Linked DNA regions of Homo sapiens: region 2 is linked to region 1. A link is an interaction called in ENCODE POLR2A ChIA-PET data of the cell type or tissue named here. Cell type or tissue: PC-9. All regions are shown on one strand. Links, peaks and the distances in the headings refer to the core of each region. The heading gives the core; the rest is flanking DNA. Region 1 holds the start of TMEM219 (transmembrane protein 219). Region 2 overlaps SEZ6L2 (seizure related 6 homolog like 2).

What was found. ChIA-PET counts read pairs that join two places held together with the same protein. Peaks named below come from ENCODE experiments on the same cell type or tissue, not always from the same donor. Only the 100,000 strongest peaks of a DNase experiment are listed, where the experiment ranks them.
Region 2: POLR2A ChIA-PET joins it to region 1 with 15 read pairs; 18 of 35 experiments call an interaction of 5 or more read pairs at or near these places.

What each region holds. Positions count from the first base shown.
Region 1 is chr16:29,958,867-29,966,648 of GRCh38, forward strand. It overlaps TMEM219 (transmembrane protein 219), which reads left to right and starts at 3,213. Exons shown (of 6, transcript NM_001083613.2): 1 at 3,213-3,266; 2 at 4,241-4,442; 3 at 4,534-4,723. The coding sequence starts at 4,278. RefSeq lists an enhancer at 2,586-2,695 and a silencer at 3,046-3,495. In PC-9, for the core only: a CTCF peak has its summit at 3,041; a DNase peak (open chromatin) is centred at 3,135; H3K4me3 peaks cover 1,899 bases.
Region 2 is chr16:29,885,233-29,893,014 of GRCh38, forward strand. It overlaps SEZ6L2 (seizure related 6 homolog like 2), which reads right to left. Exons shown (of 18, transcript NM_001243332.2): 6 at 3,308-3,493; 7 at 2,417-2,585; 8 at 354-517. Among named protein-coding and RNA genes, the nearest start is that of SEZ6L2, 10 kb to the right of the region's middle. In PC-9, for the core only: no CTCF peak of the experiment used is centred there; no DNase peak of the experiment used is centred there.

The DNA of each region.
Region 1 (7,782 bases), core at 1,759-4,258:
CCAGGAGGCCAGAGATCATGAATACTTTGTCCACCACTATATTCCCAGCCCACAGAATACACAGCCTGGCAGCCAACAGATGCTTATTGAATGAACGAGCCTCAACAGGGCTTTCTCATTCCCACATGCCATGCTGTGGTCAGGCTTAAATCATAACCCAACTTCTGCCACCTAATATATGTATGACCTTGGTTAAATTAAACCAGCAGTCCCCAACCTTTTTGGCACTGGGGACCAGTTTCATGGAAGACAATTTTTCCACCAGGGGAGGAATGGTTTCGGGATGATTCAAGCACATTACATTTATTTTGCACTTTATTTCTATTATTATTACATTATAAGGTATAATAAAATAATTATACAACTCATCATAAAGTAGAATCAGTGGGATCCCTGAGTTTGTTTTCCTGCAACTAGATAGTCCCATCTGATGTTGATGGGAGACAGTGAGAGATCATCAGGCATTAGATTCTCATAAGGAGCAACCTAGATCCCTCGCATGCGCAGTTCACAATAGGATTCATGCTCCTATGATAATCTAATGCCGCTACTGATCTGACAGGAAGCAGAGCTGAGGCGGTAATGCAGGCAATGGGGAGTAGCTGTAAATACAGATGAAGCTTCTCTCACCAGCCATTCACTTCCTGCTGTGCGGCTCAGTTCCTAACACGTCACGGACTGGTACTGGCCCCACGGCCCAGGGGTTGGGGACCCCTGACTTAAACTAAGGGCCAGCTTTCCAGAATAACATCCACTTTGAGGGCTTGTTGAGTGGATTAAGTCAAAATGTTGGTATACTTGGCTGGTGCGGTGGTTCACACCTGTAATCCCAGCACTTCGTGAGTCTGAGGCGGGTGGATCACCTGAGGTCAGGAATTTGAGACCAGCCTGGCCAACATGATGAAACCCCATCTCTACTAAAAATACAAAAAATTAGGCCGGGCGCGGTGGCTCACGCCTATAATCCTAGTACTTTGGGAGGCCAAGGCGGGTGGATCATTTGAGGTCAGGAGTTTGAGATCAGCCTGGCCAATATGGTGAAACCCTGTCTCTACTAATAAGTACAAAAATTAGTCAGGTGATAGTGGCGTGTGCCTGTAATCTCAGTTACTCGGGAGGCTGAGGCAGGAGAATCCCTTGAGCCTGAGAGGCAGAGGTTGAGGTGAGCTGAGATTGGGCTGTTGTTGAGTTGTAGGAGTTCTTTATATATTATAGATATTAACCCCTTATAAGATATATGATTTGATATTTCCTCTCATTCTGTTGGTTGCCTTTTCACTGTCCTTTCCTTTTTTTGTTTTTGTTTTTTGTGGGGCAGAGTTTTGATCTTTTGCCCAGGCTGGAGTGAAGTGGTGCAATCTCAGCTCACTGCAACCTCCACTCCCCAGGTTCAAGCGATTCTCCAGCCTTAGCCTCCGGAGTAGCTGGGATTATAGGCGCCCGGCACCATGCCTGGCTAATTTTGTACTTTTAGTAGAGATGGGGTTTCACCATGTTGGCCAGGCTGGTCTCAAACTCCTGACCTCAGGTGATCCACCCGCCTCGGCCTCCCAAAGTGCTAGGATTACAGGCTTGAGCCACCGTGCCCAGCCTGTTGTGTCCTTCGATGCACAGAAAAGACTCTTTTCTCTACTGAACGCCCACAGCACCCTTGTCAAAAATCATTTGACTAGTCAGGGCACAGTGGCTCACGCCTGTAATCCCAGCACTTTGGGAGGCCGAGGCGAGAGGACTGCTTGAGGTCAGGAGTTCGAGACATGCCTGGGCAACATGGCAAATGGCAAAACCCCGTCTCTACACACAATGCAAAAGTTAGCTGGGCATGGTGGGTGGCGTGTGACTACCGGCTGTCTCAACTACCCAGGAGGCTAAGGCGGGAGGATCTCTTGAGCCCAAGACGTCCAGACTGCAGCGAGCTTTGATTGTGCCACTGAACTCCAGCCTGGGCGATGACAGAGCAAGGCTCTGTCAAAAAAAAAAAAAAAAAAAAAAAAAAATCGGCCGGGTGTGGTGGTTCACGCTTGTAATCCCAGCACTTTGGGGGGCCGATGCGGGCAGACCACGAAGTCAAGAGATCAAGACCATCCCGGCCAACATGGTGAAACCTCGTCTCTACTAAAAATACAAAAATTAGCTGGGCGTGGTGGCGTGCGCCTGTAGTCCCAGCTACTCGGAAGGCTGAGGCAGAAGAATAGCTTGAATCCGGGAGGCGGAGGTTGCAGTGAGTCGAGATCGCGCCACTACACTCCAGCCTGGCGACAGACTGAGACCCCGTCTCAAAAAAAAAAAAAATCATTTGTATATGCGAAGGTTTTGTGCCACAAACTTTTGTGGCTGTTGATACAAACGACATGGCCTCTGCCTTAAGGAAGCCACAGTCGAATTAAATAGATTCCGTTTCAAGTAGCATCTGTCCTGTGTGCTTAGTGGGCACTGGGCCCATGTTTTCCCACATTTTACCCTTTAAGCTTCTGATCCAACCGGTGAGATAGATAGGATGATCCTCTTTAGTAGAGGGGTAAGCTTAGTCCCCTGAGAGCGCGGCTATGGCTTATGCGAGGGTACGGACAGTCAGGATTTGAACCCAAAGTTCCTGGCTCCATGTGTCATGCTACCTCCAGTCAGATGTTCTCACCTCCAAAACTTGGGCAGAAGTGAACTGAGATGCTCTCTACTGAGCAACTCTTCAGCTCCAGCATCCTATACATTAAGGAGTCACTAAAAGTCAGGGTCCACGAGAAAGGTGCAGATCGGGGTGCACAGAAGAGCGGAGTCCAAAACACCACTCCCAGCCCCAGTGGACAGAGTCCTCAAGTGGCAGCCCTGCAACTCTGAGCGGATGCCGAGTCCTCACCGGGAACCCGGGCGCGGCTGGTCTGTGCTATTGGCGCGGGTAGGGGACGCACAGCCCAAAAATGCCCGCGACAAGCTTCTGGGGCAGTTCTCGCCAGTCTCTCTGGAGGGAGCCTACGGGTTCTGCGACGTTTCTCGCACTTGCTCCCTGGCCTCGCTCCCGTTTCCACCCCTCCCACGGAGGTTTTCCTTTCTGGTGGCTCCTTCCTTGGGTGTCCCTTTGGTACGCCCCCACCCTGGCGGTGAGCTGCGAGGCTGGCGCCCGCGTGGCCACTGCGCATGCGGACCCGGCCGCGGGGCGGGGCCGCGCGAGGAGGAGGGTCGGGGACGGAAGCGCAGAGCACGGACCCCGCCCCCTCGCGGCCCCGCTCGTGACGTCGCGGGGGGCGCCGGCCTCCGCCCGGCCCCGAGGGGTAAGAGCGAGCGGCTGGCGGATCCGACGCGCGAGACCGGGAGGGGACGAGGGCGTTGCAATCGTTCGGGGCGGGGGCTTTCCGGGGAGGGGGTGCTCAGGTGCACCAGCGGCGGCGGACCCTCAGACTCTGCCCTCCCCTCCCTTTAACCCCCTTCCAGCCGGACGGGAGGCGGGGCAGGGCTGAGCATTTGTGACACCTACATTTCCGTGGCTCCCTTCTTTTCCCCCGACCCCTGTTTATCTCTTCGCCTTCCAGAAGTTCTTTTCCATCAGGCCGTCGCACCTTGCGTGGGAAGGAGCACCCCACTTGGAAGCAGGAGGCGGGGTTCAGATCTTGGCCCTACCCCTCCTGTGTTAAAGTCCGCGAGCCTCAGTTTCCCTCACAGTATTTTTTGCCTCGCCTTACCCGGTTTTGAGGATCTGTACGAGAAAGAGAAAGGAAGTGGACATTTGTTGAATTCCTGCATGGCCAAATACCACGCAGACTGCTTCATCCGCCACGTTTAATCCTTATTACTTGGTGTTCTCAGAACTCCCATTTCATGGATTCTTAAGCTCACAGAGTCAGTGAATAACAGAAAGGGATTCAGATCTAGCCGTTTAGCTGCACAGTGGAGTTCTTCTCCAGAGTCTTCCCTTGTCTGGGCTCTGGCTGGAACTATTCCTCAGCCAAATCCTCGCCCCAGAACAGTGCTTCCTGTTTCTCCAGCTGAGAAGTCTCCCTTTCAGTTTCCTTCTTCCAGCACGGAGTACACTGCTCTGCCTCCACTTAGATTACTTCAGAAATGAAATGCAGCAAATATTTATCCAGCAGTGCAGGGAGTTGAACTTTTGGAGTCGGGAACCTTGGATTCTTGTTCTGGCTCTGCCACTTACTGTGTGGCCTTGGGAAGTCCTTTGTCTTCTCTGAGCTTTCTTTTCTCTTTGCGTAAAAGCGGTGCTCTTGTCCCATTCTCCCTCCCTGTCTTCCAGCAGGCTCTCCCCGGAGGCTCAGCCCCCTCTGCTCCCCATGGGCAACTGCCAGGCAGGGCACAACCTGCACCTGTGTCTGGCCCACCACCCACCTCTGGTCTGTGCCACTTTGATCCTGCTGCTCCTTGGCCTCTCTGGCCTGGGCCTTGGCAGCTTCCTCCTCACCCACAGGACTGGCCTGCGCAGCCCTGACATCCCCCAGGTAAGTTCCCCACCCCCGTACCCGCTCTTCCTTCCAACCTAGACAGGCTTTTGCTGCTAATCTCATCTCACCCGTCTTCTTTTGCTCACAGGACTGGGTCTCTTTTTTGAGATCTTTTGGCCAGCTGACCCTGTGTCCCAGGAATGGGACAGTCACAGGGAAGTGGCGAGGGTCTCACGTCGTGGGCTTGCTGACCACCTTGAACTTCGGAGACGGTCCAGACAGGAACAAGACCCGGACATTCCAGGCCACAGTCCTGGGAAGTCAGATGGGATTGAAAGGTGAGATCAGAGGCTGGGTGTGGTGGCTCACGCCTGTAATCCCAACACTTTGGGAGGCTAAGGTAGGTGGATCATTTGAGGTCAGGAGTTCAAGACCAGCCTGGCCAACATGATGAAACACCATCTCTACTAAAAATACAAAAATTAGCCAGGCATGGTGGCAGGCGCCTCTAATCCCAACTACTCGGGAGGCTGAGGAAGGAGAATCGCTTGAACCCAGGAGATGGAGGTTGCAGTGAACCGAGATCGCACCATTGCACTCCAGCCTGGGTGACAGAGCAAGACTCTGTCTCAAAAAAAAAAAAAAAAAAAATCAGGTGCGGTGGCTCATGCCTGTAATCCCAGCACTTTGGGAGTCCGAGAAGGGCAGATCACGAGGTTAGGAGTTCGAGACCAGCCTGGCCAACATGGTGAAACCCCGTCTCTACTAGAAATACAAAAATTAACCTGGTGGTCTGGTTGCGGTGGCCCACAGCGGTAATCCCAGCAGTTTGGGAGGCCGAGGCGGGCAGATCATGAGGTCAGGAGTTTGAGTCCAGCCTGACCAACATGGTGAAACCCCATCTCTACTAAAAATACAAAAATTAGCCGGGCATGGTTGCACGTGCCTGTAATCCCAGCTACTCAGGAGGCTGAGGCAGGAGAATCACTTGAAGCCAGGAGGCGGAGGTTGCAGTGAGCCGAGATCGTACCACTGCACTCCATCCTGGGCAACAGAGCAAAACTCGGTCTCAAAAAAAAAAATTAGCCAGGCTTGGTGGTGCAAGCCTGTAGTTCCAGCTACTTGGGAGGCTGAGGCAGGAGAATTGCTTGAACCCGGGAGGTGGAGGTTGCAGTGAGCCAAGATCGTGCCACTGTACTCCAGCCTGGGAGACAGAGCAAGACTCCGTCTCAAACAAACAAACAAACAAAAATACAAAAAGTAGCCAGGTGTGGTGGCAGGTGCCTGTAGTCCCAGCTACTTGGGAGGCTGAGGCAGGAGAATCGCTTGAACCTGGGAGGCGGAGGTTGCAATAAGCAGAGATCACACCACTGCACTCTAGCCTGGGCAACAGAGACTCTGTCCCGCCCCGCGCCCCCCCCACCACCCTGCGCCAAAAAAAAAAAAGTAAGGTGAGATCACAGAGGACTGTGGGGTCGGGTATCAGAACACTCAGGGCTGGGCCCTGCCTCTGACCTCACCAATGATGACCTTGGGCACATCCCTGGACTTTAGTCACTTCTGTGATTAGGGCTTTCAGTGAACATGCTGCCGACAGGGTAGGTTTTCTATGAATGCTTTCTTCCTCTGCCAGTTCTGATGTTCTTTGAGTCTATCCTTGGAGGTAGGATGAAATGGGCTAGGTTTGACCTAATGTTTTCTCATCCTTTAGCCACCTCCTCCTAGAGGCCCCTTTTTCCTTAGCATAGTTCTGTATGCCACAAAAGATGCAGAAAAAAATTAGACACCATCAATTTCCAAAGAGCTATAGTCTTCTGGGAAAATGACAAGCGATAGGGAGAATGTGAAAATGTCAGTGGATGCCAATAATCCCTGTGTGACATTTGGCCTTATCTAAAATATGCTAAGATAAAGAGGGATGGAAGAGGGTGGTATTTTCTGACTTCTGAGGTCCTTTACAACACTATCATTCTAAGATTCTCCTGTGAGTATATATGTGTCGGGGGAGTGGGTCTCTGCATGTCCAGATGTACATGTATGTTAACAAAAATAAGGAATGTGTCCGATATATGCAGACTTGGGACAATTCTTTCCCATTCTTTTTACTTTTAAATAGATATATAATAGTTTTATTGAGATATGATTCATGTACCATACAATTCACCCATTGAAAGTGTACAGTTAGGGCCGGATGTGGTGGCTCATGCCTGTAATCCCAGCACTTTGGGAGGCCAAGGCAGGCAGATTGCTTGAGCGCAGGTGTTCGAGACCAGCCTGGACAAAATGGCAAGACTCTGTCTCTACTAAAAATACAAAAAAAAAAAAAAAAAAAAGCCAGGCGTGGTGGTGCACACCTGTGGTCCCAGCTACTTGGGAGGCTAAGGTGGGAGGATTGCTTATCCCTGGGAGGCAGGGCTTGCAGTAAACATTCTCCTGCCTCAGCCTCCTGAGTAGCTGGGATTACAGGTGCTCGCCATCACGCTCACCTAATTCCCGCCCCCCAGCCCAAGGAGTCTTGCTCTGTCACCCAGACTGGAGGGCAGTGATGCGATCTCAGCTCACTGAACCTCTGCCTCCCAGTTTCAGGAGATTCTCCTGCCTCAGTCTCCCAAGTAGCTGGGATTACAGGCATGTGGCACCATGCCCAGCTAATTTTTGTATTTTTAGTAGAGATGGGGTTTCACCATGTTGGCCAGGCTGGTCTTGAACTCCTGACCTCATGATCCGCCCGCCTTGGCCTCCCAAAGTGCTGGGATTACAGGTGTGAGCCACTGCGCCTGGCCAATTTTTGTATTTTTTATAGAGATGTGGTCTCACTATGTTGCCCAGGCTAGTTTCAAACTACTGGGCTCAAGTGATCCTCCTGCCTCACCTCCCAAAGTGCTGGGATTACAGGCATGAGCTACCGGGTCTGGCGTATTACCCAATTGTTTTATTTACTTTCTCTTGATTGCTAGTAAGGTTGAGCCTCTTATGGTTTATTGTCTGTATTCATGTTGCCTGTGAATTACCTGTTTGTTTCCTTTGTTCCTTTTTCTTTTAAGTTATTTGTCTTTTTCTTCTTGATTTGTAGGTCTTTATTCTAGATAGTAAACCTTTTGTCATTTAAATATATTATAGGTATTTTCAATATGTTACTTGTTTTTTTAACTTATCTTTCATTGCATAGAAGTCTTTAATTTTTATGAGGTTAGGTTTATCACTCTTGTCCTTTATTAAAACTTTTAGGTTTTGTGTCTTTCATAGGAAGCCCTTCCTCATTTTAAAATTAGAAAATATTCTGGCCAGGCGTGGTGGCTCATTCCTATAATCCCAGCCTTTGGAAGGCTGAGGCAGGTGGATCACCTGAGGTCAGGAGTTCAAGACTGGCCTGGCCAACATGATGAAACCCCGTCTC
Region 2 (7,782 bases), core at 2,230-4,729, 73 kb before region 1:
ATAAAAATTAAGTTGGTGGTATGTAAGTCGGCAGCTATGTCCATCACACAGGGAAAGTGCCTAAGGATGAAGCCAGCACAGAGGAAAGAACCGAGATACTGAGATAACTGGTCTCTGGGCTATGTACCTGGATCCAGACATTCATGAAGCTTAAACAGAGAAGGCTGCCTGGGGGAAGGAGAAGGGGTCCCTAGAAGAGATCCTTGCAGTTTTGGGGCAGGGAAGCGAGTCACGTTTCAAGGAACCCAGCACGGAGATGAACAGGCATAGAGTTTGTGCTTCCGACTATGCTTGGTGTCAGGAAGAGGGGAAGGTGTGGCGGTTGGGGTCCTGTGGGGGAGTGGGTCACTTACCTTCAAATCGAAGGCTTAACAGCAGGGGATTGGCAGGTGTCTCTGACAGCAGCTCCACGTAGAGGGACTGGGCGTCACTGATGAGACCCCGCTCGGGGACATCGTCCATGTCCGAATCATAGATCACGGGGGATAGGGGGCTGCCCCCTGAGCGCACCATCAGCCTGGGATGGACAGAAACGTGACCAGGAGCTCAATCTCCCTCACAAGCTGCCTCACCCCTTGCCTGCTTTCCTAACTTATTTTTATAGCTGTTATCATCACACATAACTATATGCCACGCACTCTTCTAAGCCCTTACACATTCTATCTCATTTAATTTTCACAAGAACTCTTGAGTCAGACACTATTATTATCCTTTATTTTATAGATGAGGATATTAGGGCATAGAAAGATCAAGTAACCTGTCCAAGGTCACAGAGCAAGTAGTGGCAGGGCTGAGATACCAAGTTGCTAGGTAAAGGATGATAATGATGATGAAGATAGCAGATGCTTGACCAGGCATGGTGGCTCAGCTCACACCTGTCATCCCAGCACTTTGGGAAGCCAAGACGGGTGGATCACCTGAAGTCAAGGAGTTCAAGACCAGGCTGGCCAACATGGTAAAACCCCATGTTTACTAAAAATACAAAAATTAGCCAGGCATGGTGGTGCATGCCTATAATCCCAGCTACTCAGGAGGCTGAGGCAGGAGAATTGCTTGCATCTGGGAGGTGGAGGTTGCAGTGAGCTGAATCCGTGCCACTGCACTCCAGCCTGGGTGACAGAGCGAAAGTCTGTCTCCAAAAATAAATAAATAGATAAATAAGGCCAGGTGCAGTGGTTCATGCCTGTAATCCTAGCACTTTGGGAGGCTGAGGTGGGTGGATCACGAGGTCAGGAGATCGAGACCATCCTGGCTAACACGGTGAAACCCCAACTCTACTAAAAAAAAAAGTACAAAAAATTAGCCGGACGTGGTGGCACACGCTTGTAGTCCCAGCTACTCGGGAGGCTAAGGCAGGAGAATAGCTTGAGCCTGGGAGACAGAGGTTGTAGTGAGCCGAGATCGCACCACTGCACTCCAGCCTGGGCGACAGGGTGAGACTCCATCTTAAAAAAAAAAAAAAAAGAGGATAGCAGACACTTTTATAGTGCTTATTGTCCCAGGTGCCATTCTAAGGACTTTATATAATTTCAGCACTTATCCTCACAGAAACCTGAAGAGGGAAGTATTGTTATCTCCATTCTACAGATGAGGAAACTGAGGCACAAAGAAGTTAAGTGATTTGTCTAAGGTTTCACAGCTACACTTCCTAAGAAAGTCTTAGGACTGGCTGGGTGTGGTGGCTCACGCCTATAATTCCAGCACTTTGGGAGGCCAAGGTGGGCAGATCACCTGAGGTTGGGAGTTTGAGACCAGCCTGACCAACATGGAGAAACTCCATCTCTACTAAAAATGCAAAATTAGCTGGGCATGGTGGTGCATGCCTGTAATCCCAACTAATCAGGAGGCTGAGGCAGGAGAATCACTTGAACCCGGGAGGCAGAGGTTGCGGTAAGCCAAGACTGCGGCACTGCACTCCAGCCTGGGCAACAAGAGTGAAACTCTGTCTCAAAAAAAGAAAAAAAAAAAAAAAAAGGCTTAGGACTAAGCTGTGATGCATATCTCAACCAGGATCCACCCCAGCTGTGTCCAAGTCCCCACTTAGCCTCCCTACTTCCCTGAGGTGGGGACTTCTTTTTTTTTTTTTGAGACGGAGTCTCATTCTGTCTCCCAGGATGGAGTGCAGTGGTGCGATCTTGGCTCACTGCAAGCTCTGCCTCCCGGGTTCACGCCATTCTCCTGCCTCAGCCTCCCGAGTAGCTGGGACTACAGGTGCCCACCACCATGCCCGGCTAATTTTTTTTTTTTTTTTTTGTATTTTTAGTAGAGATGGGGTTTCACCGTGTTAGCCAGGATGGACTCGATCTCCTGACCTTGTGATCCGCCTGCTTCGGCCTCCCAAAGTACTGGGATTACAGGCATGAGCCACCATGCCCGGCCAAGGTGGGGACTTCTGACCCAAGACCCAGACCCTTACCGGTCATTGTCCTCATCCAGCGAGACCCTTTCAAAGTGCAGGTGCAGCCGGCGCCCCTCAGCTGCTTCAATGACCCAACGGCAGGTGAGGTTGGGCCCTACGGCTCCCCCAGGCTCTGGGGACACGATGCGGCCCAGGGTGGCATTGTGGATGGTGCCACCACAGGATGCTGTGGGCAGAGGAGGGGTACGTTAAGGCCAGCCTGAGGTGAACTGTCCTTCTCCTCGGGGCCTCGGCCCGTTTTCAGAACTGTTGCATTCACACATTTGGCTGGGACCCGGCCCAGGGCTGGCCTCTGTCCCATGGAGTCACTCCAGAGGATGGGACCTTCTCCAGGCATGAGCCAGGAAAGAAACCAGCCCCGGTACGGGAGAACCCCAGGATTGACACCTCCTAGGATGGAGACACCACTAAAATGAAGACTCTCCAACTGCGGATACTCTAGGATGGGGAGTTACAAGGATCCCTAAAATTCAAAGCCTCAGCTGGGAAATCTTCAGGACAGGACTTTCAGAGTGAAGACACCACGGGATGGGAATCCCAGTAAGAGGCTCTCTAGGATAGAAGCCCTCTGGACATGAACCCTAAAAATGGCTTCCTCTAGGATGAGGACGCTACCCCAGAAGGGACCTCCAGAATGGTGACTCCCAAAATAAAATCTCCAGTGGGACACCCCGAGATGGAGACCACCCAAGGATGGAGAAACCCCAAGGAGAGAGACCCTCCGCACAAAGAGCTCTGGCTGCAGACCCCAGGATGGGGACTCCTCAGGGTAAACACCCCTTCAGAATGGGTTTTCCCCAAAGGTGGACACCTGGACACCCCCGAGATAGGACCCTCCCAATGGGGTTCCCAGAACAGATGCCCCACCCACTGTGGCAGGAGACTCACCCATGCAGCTGGGGGTTTCACCGTTCCAGGATGGCCGGGTGCCATTGAGGCAGATGAGGGTCTCCTCTCCCTGCAGCTGGTAGCCCGAATCACAGTGAAAGGTGGCAGTGCCCCCAGGGTGCAGGTCCGTCACACTCACGTCCCCATGGGCCGGCCGGGGAGGGAAGCCACAGCTCAGGAGGTAGGCTGCACCAGACAGACAGCGGGTAGCAGGGCTCACTTTCCCATGCCACCCTCTCATACTGATCCCCCAGCACTTCCCCCCTCTCCTTTCAGGCCAACCTTCCAGGGGCACACACTGGCTCCATACTGGCGTACATACCGAGAAATAAGAGCTCCTCACACAGGCACCTTGCCTCGCGAACAGGAAACTCCAACACCCCTTATCTCCCCCACTCATTGTAATTCACCCTCGTTGGCCCCCATTTTATAGATGAGGTATCTGAGGTTCAAACAAGTTATTCTGGACCCCGCTACTCATTTGTTGTGTGACTTCAGGCAAATCAATGAACTACTCTGAACTTCATCCAGCTGTAATAACAGTATTTGCAGAGCTTGTTCAGCTCCCAAAGTGAGTCCACACAGAGATTTTGAGGTCAGCAGACAAAGATTATGTGACCTGGCTAGGCATGCTGGCTCACGCCTGTAATCCCAGCACTTTTGGAGGCCGAGGCAGGTGGATCACGAAGTCAGGAGTTCGAGACCAGCCTGGCCAACATGGTAAAACCCCGTCTCTAAAAAATACGAAAATTAGCCAGGCGTGGTGGTGGGTGCCTGTAATCCCAGCTACTTGGTAGGCTGAGGCAGGAGAATCACTTGAACCCAGGAGGCAGAGGTTGCAGTGAGCCGAGATCGTCCCATTGCACTCCAGCCTGGGCGACAAGAGCAAAACTCTGTCTCAAAAAAAAAAAGATTATGTGACCTGTTTTGCAGGTGTGAACACTGAGGCTCCAAGTTATTAAATGTCTCTTTTGATTTTTCTTCCCTCCACACACACAGCCTTTCTTCCACCAAGGTGCCCTGTGGTATACCCTCAGCTCCTCAGCTTCCATCCAGAAGAACCACTTGAAACTTCTTTTTTTTTTTTTTTTTTTTTTTTTTTTTTTGAGATAGGGTCTCACTGTGTTGCCCAGGCTGGAGTGCAGTGGTGTGATCATAGCTCACTGGAACCTTGAACTCCTGGCCTCAAGCAATCCTCCTGACCCAGCCTCCCAAGTAGCTGGGACTACAGGTTTGTGCCACCATGCCCCGCTAATTTTTAAATTTTTTGTAGAGATGACATCTCAGTATGTTGCCCAGGCTGGTCTTGAACTCCTGGCCTCAAGCAAACATGAAACTTGTTGAGGAAATTTGACTATTTTGTCTTTTTGTTTTTGTTTTTGTTTTTGAGGAGAAGTCTCACTCTGTTGCCCAGGCTGGAGTGCATTGGCGCAATCTCGGCTCACTGCAACCTCCGTCTCCCGGGTTCAAGCGGTTCTCCTGCCTCAGCCTCCCAAGTAGCTGGGATTACAGGTGTGTGCGACCATGCCTAGCTAATTTTTGTATTTTTAGTAGAGATGGGATTTTACCATGTTGGCCAGGGTGGTCTCGAACTCCTGATCTCTTCAGACCTCCTGACTTCACTTTCACTGGGGGATTCATTTACAGGCCACTGAGTATTAAGATCTTTAAAGACAAAATAGTCTTTAAAGGCACAGTGGCTCACGCCTGTAATCCTGGCACTTTGGGAGGCTGAGGCGGGCGGATCACCTGAGGTCAGGAAAAAGACCCAGGCCTTGTCCTCAGGAGTCCATTGTCTACTGAGATGAACATAAGAACAACCTTCTAGAACAAAGTGGTTTCAATAAATGGTAGCTTTGGGAATGGCTGCCCATGCCCAACAGAATCAAGTCTGAATGCTTTAGTTTGACATTCAAGCCCCTTCCATAGTTAAATGCAGCCCAGCACATTCCAGGTTCAGGGTTGATCTCCCAAGACCGATATAGCCTACACAACACAGTTTTGTGACTCCTTAATTTTCCACCTCCATATTTTCGCTTGTGCTCTCCCCCTACTTTCTCATCTTTTAAGAGATCAGACTGGGGGGCTTATGTACCACCTCTTCCAGGAAGCCTTCCTGACTCTACATCTCTCCAACAGTTACTTGTTCTCTTACCTGTACACAGTCCTGCATGCATGATTTTGTCATCACATTAACCATTGTCTTTTTTTTTTTTTTTTTTTTTTTTTGAGAGGGTCTCACTCTGTCACCCAGTCTGGAGTGCAGTGGCTTGATCTCAGCTCATTGCAACTTTTACCTCCCGGGTTCAAGTAATTCTCCTCCCTCAGCCTCCCAAGTAGCTGGGATTATAGGCGTGTGCCACGACTCCTGGCTAATTTTGGTATTTTTATTATTATTTATTTTATTATTATTATTTTTTGAGACGGAGTATTGCTCTGTCACCCAGGCTGGAGTGCAGTGACACGATCTTGGCTCACTGCAACCTCCGTCTCCCAGGTTCAAGCAATTCTCCGGCCTCAGCCTCCTGAGTAGCTGGGATTACAGGCATGTGCCACCATGCCCAGCTAATTTCTGTATTTTTAGTAGAGACGGTGTTTCACCATGTTGGTCAGGCTGGTCTCGAACTCCTGACCTCGTGATCTGCCCGCCTCGGCCTCCCAAAGTGCTGTGATTACAGGCGTGAACCACTGTGCTGGTATTTTCAGTACAGACAGTGTTTCACTATGTTGGCCAGGCTGGTCTTGAACTCCTGACCTCAGGTGATCCACCTACCTTGGCCTCCCAAAGTGCTGGGATTACAGGCGTGAGCCACCATACCTGGCCTAACCACTGTCTACACTGGCCCAAGCCTTATTTATTTTGTGTCCTAAAAGGCTAGTCTATGAGGTCAGGAGTTCCAGACCAGCCTGGCCAATATGGTGAAACCCTGTCTCTAATAAAAATACAAAAAATTAGCTGGGCATGGTGGCACACGCCTATAATCCCAGCTACTCAGGAGGCTGAGACAGGAGAATCGCTTGAACCAAGGGGGCGGAGGTTGCAGGGAGCTGAGATTGTGCCATTGCACTCCAGCCTGGGCAGCAGAGTGAGACTCCGTCTCAAAAAAAAAAAAGGGCTAGCCTGGCTGATCAATGGGTGCAGCCAAGAGGCAGCATGGATCGGTGCAAAGACCACTGGATTTGTCATCAGGCAGACCTGAGTTCCAGTTCTAGCTCCAGAACTTACTAACTACATGCCTTTGAGCAGGTGACTTCATCTCTAGGGGCCTCTCACCTATTAACGGCAATAATAATTCCTATCAGGGAAGATTGGCCTGAAAATTAAATAAAAGAAACACGCAAAGCACCTGGCACATAGAAGCTGCTGAGAAAACGTTAATCACCCACCCCTCAGCCTCAATTAATGAATGACTGGGAGCCAGGGACTCGGGGATCTGTTGTCTGGCTGCAATAAACGTGCAGATGGTTGAGCAATCTACATAACCTTTGAGTCTTTTCCTTCCTTTGAGAGATAGAACTGACAATGGCCACTCTCAGGGTTTCTGTGAGAAGCAAATGAAACTAAGGTTGGTGAAAGGGCTTTGTAATGGGAAAGTTTGCTGAACTTGGGGTGAGGGGTGAAGGAGACTTTGGCTTTTCAGAGAAACTAATGAGGCCACTCTGGACCAGAGGCCCCAGCTAGTGCAGGTTGGGAAGGGCTGAAACAGGGCCTTGGTCCCAAAGGTACCCAGTGCAGCTGCGAAGCAGGGAAGACTGAGCAATGAAGGCCAATTTGTGCAATAGTCCTGCTTCCCCAAATGTTCCACTTAGCCTAAGGAGTCCTATTTTCAGTGCCCTGGGGAAGTGGCTGCTTAAAGGAGCCAGTGGGGAGCCATATCTTCAGATTTCACAATATCTGAAATCCAGCACTTGGCCCAGGCCCTCCAGGAATGCTCTTGCTCCCCAATAACCAGGTCCCTACTGCCAAATACACGTCCCCCAGCTTGCTGGCCCCCGATGAATAGGCACCTTTGCTATGCACACATGAGCCCCTAAGGCAGGTCCTGAGCAGAGGCCTCAAAAGAGGCTGGAGAGGACATGAGAATAGGATTCAGGGTGTACCCTGCATGAGGCACACAAGGCATCTGCGGTCAGCAGAGCTTTCAAGGAGGGCAGAGTGCGTGACACCAGCCAAGGCCATGCGGTGATGTGAAGGGGGCATTGGCCCGACACACAGTTCTCTCTGTCTCCATGAAGCATAGGAAGACAGTGGGGTCTGGAACAGGGCACTGGCTGGGCCCCTTTCCTCATGCACACATGTCTGCTAGAACACACCCTTGTACTGTGGGAAGGTTCCCGCACACACAGGTAAGCATGGATGTACACACATGTGCAGGTCATCTGTCATAGGTCCTAACAAATGCAGTCGTGCGTGAATACAGCCCCCCTTTCCTGCCCCCAGAAGTCAGAAGGATCTTTAAATTGCAAATCTGAGG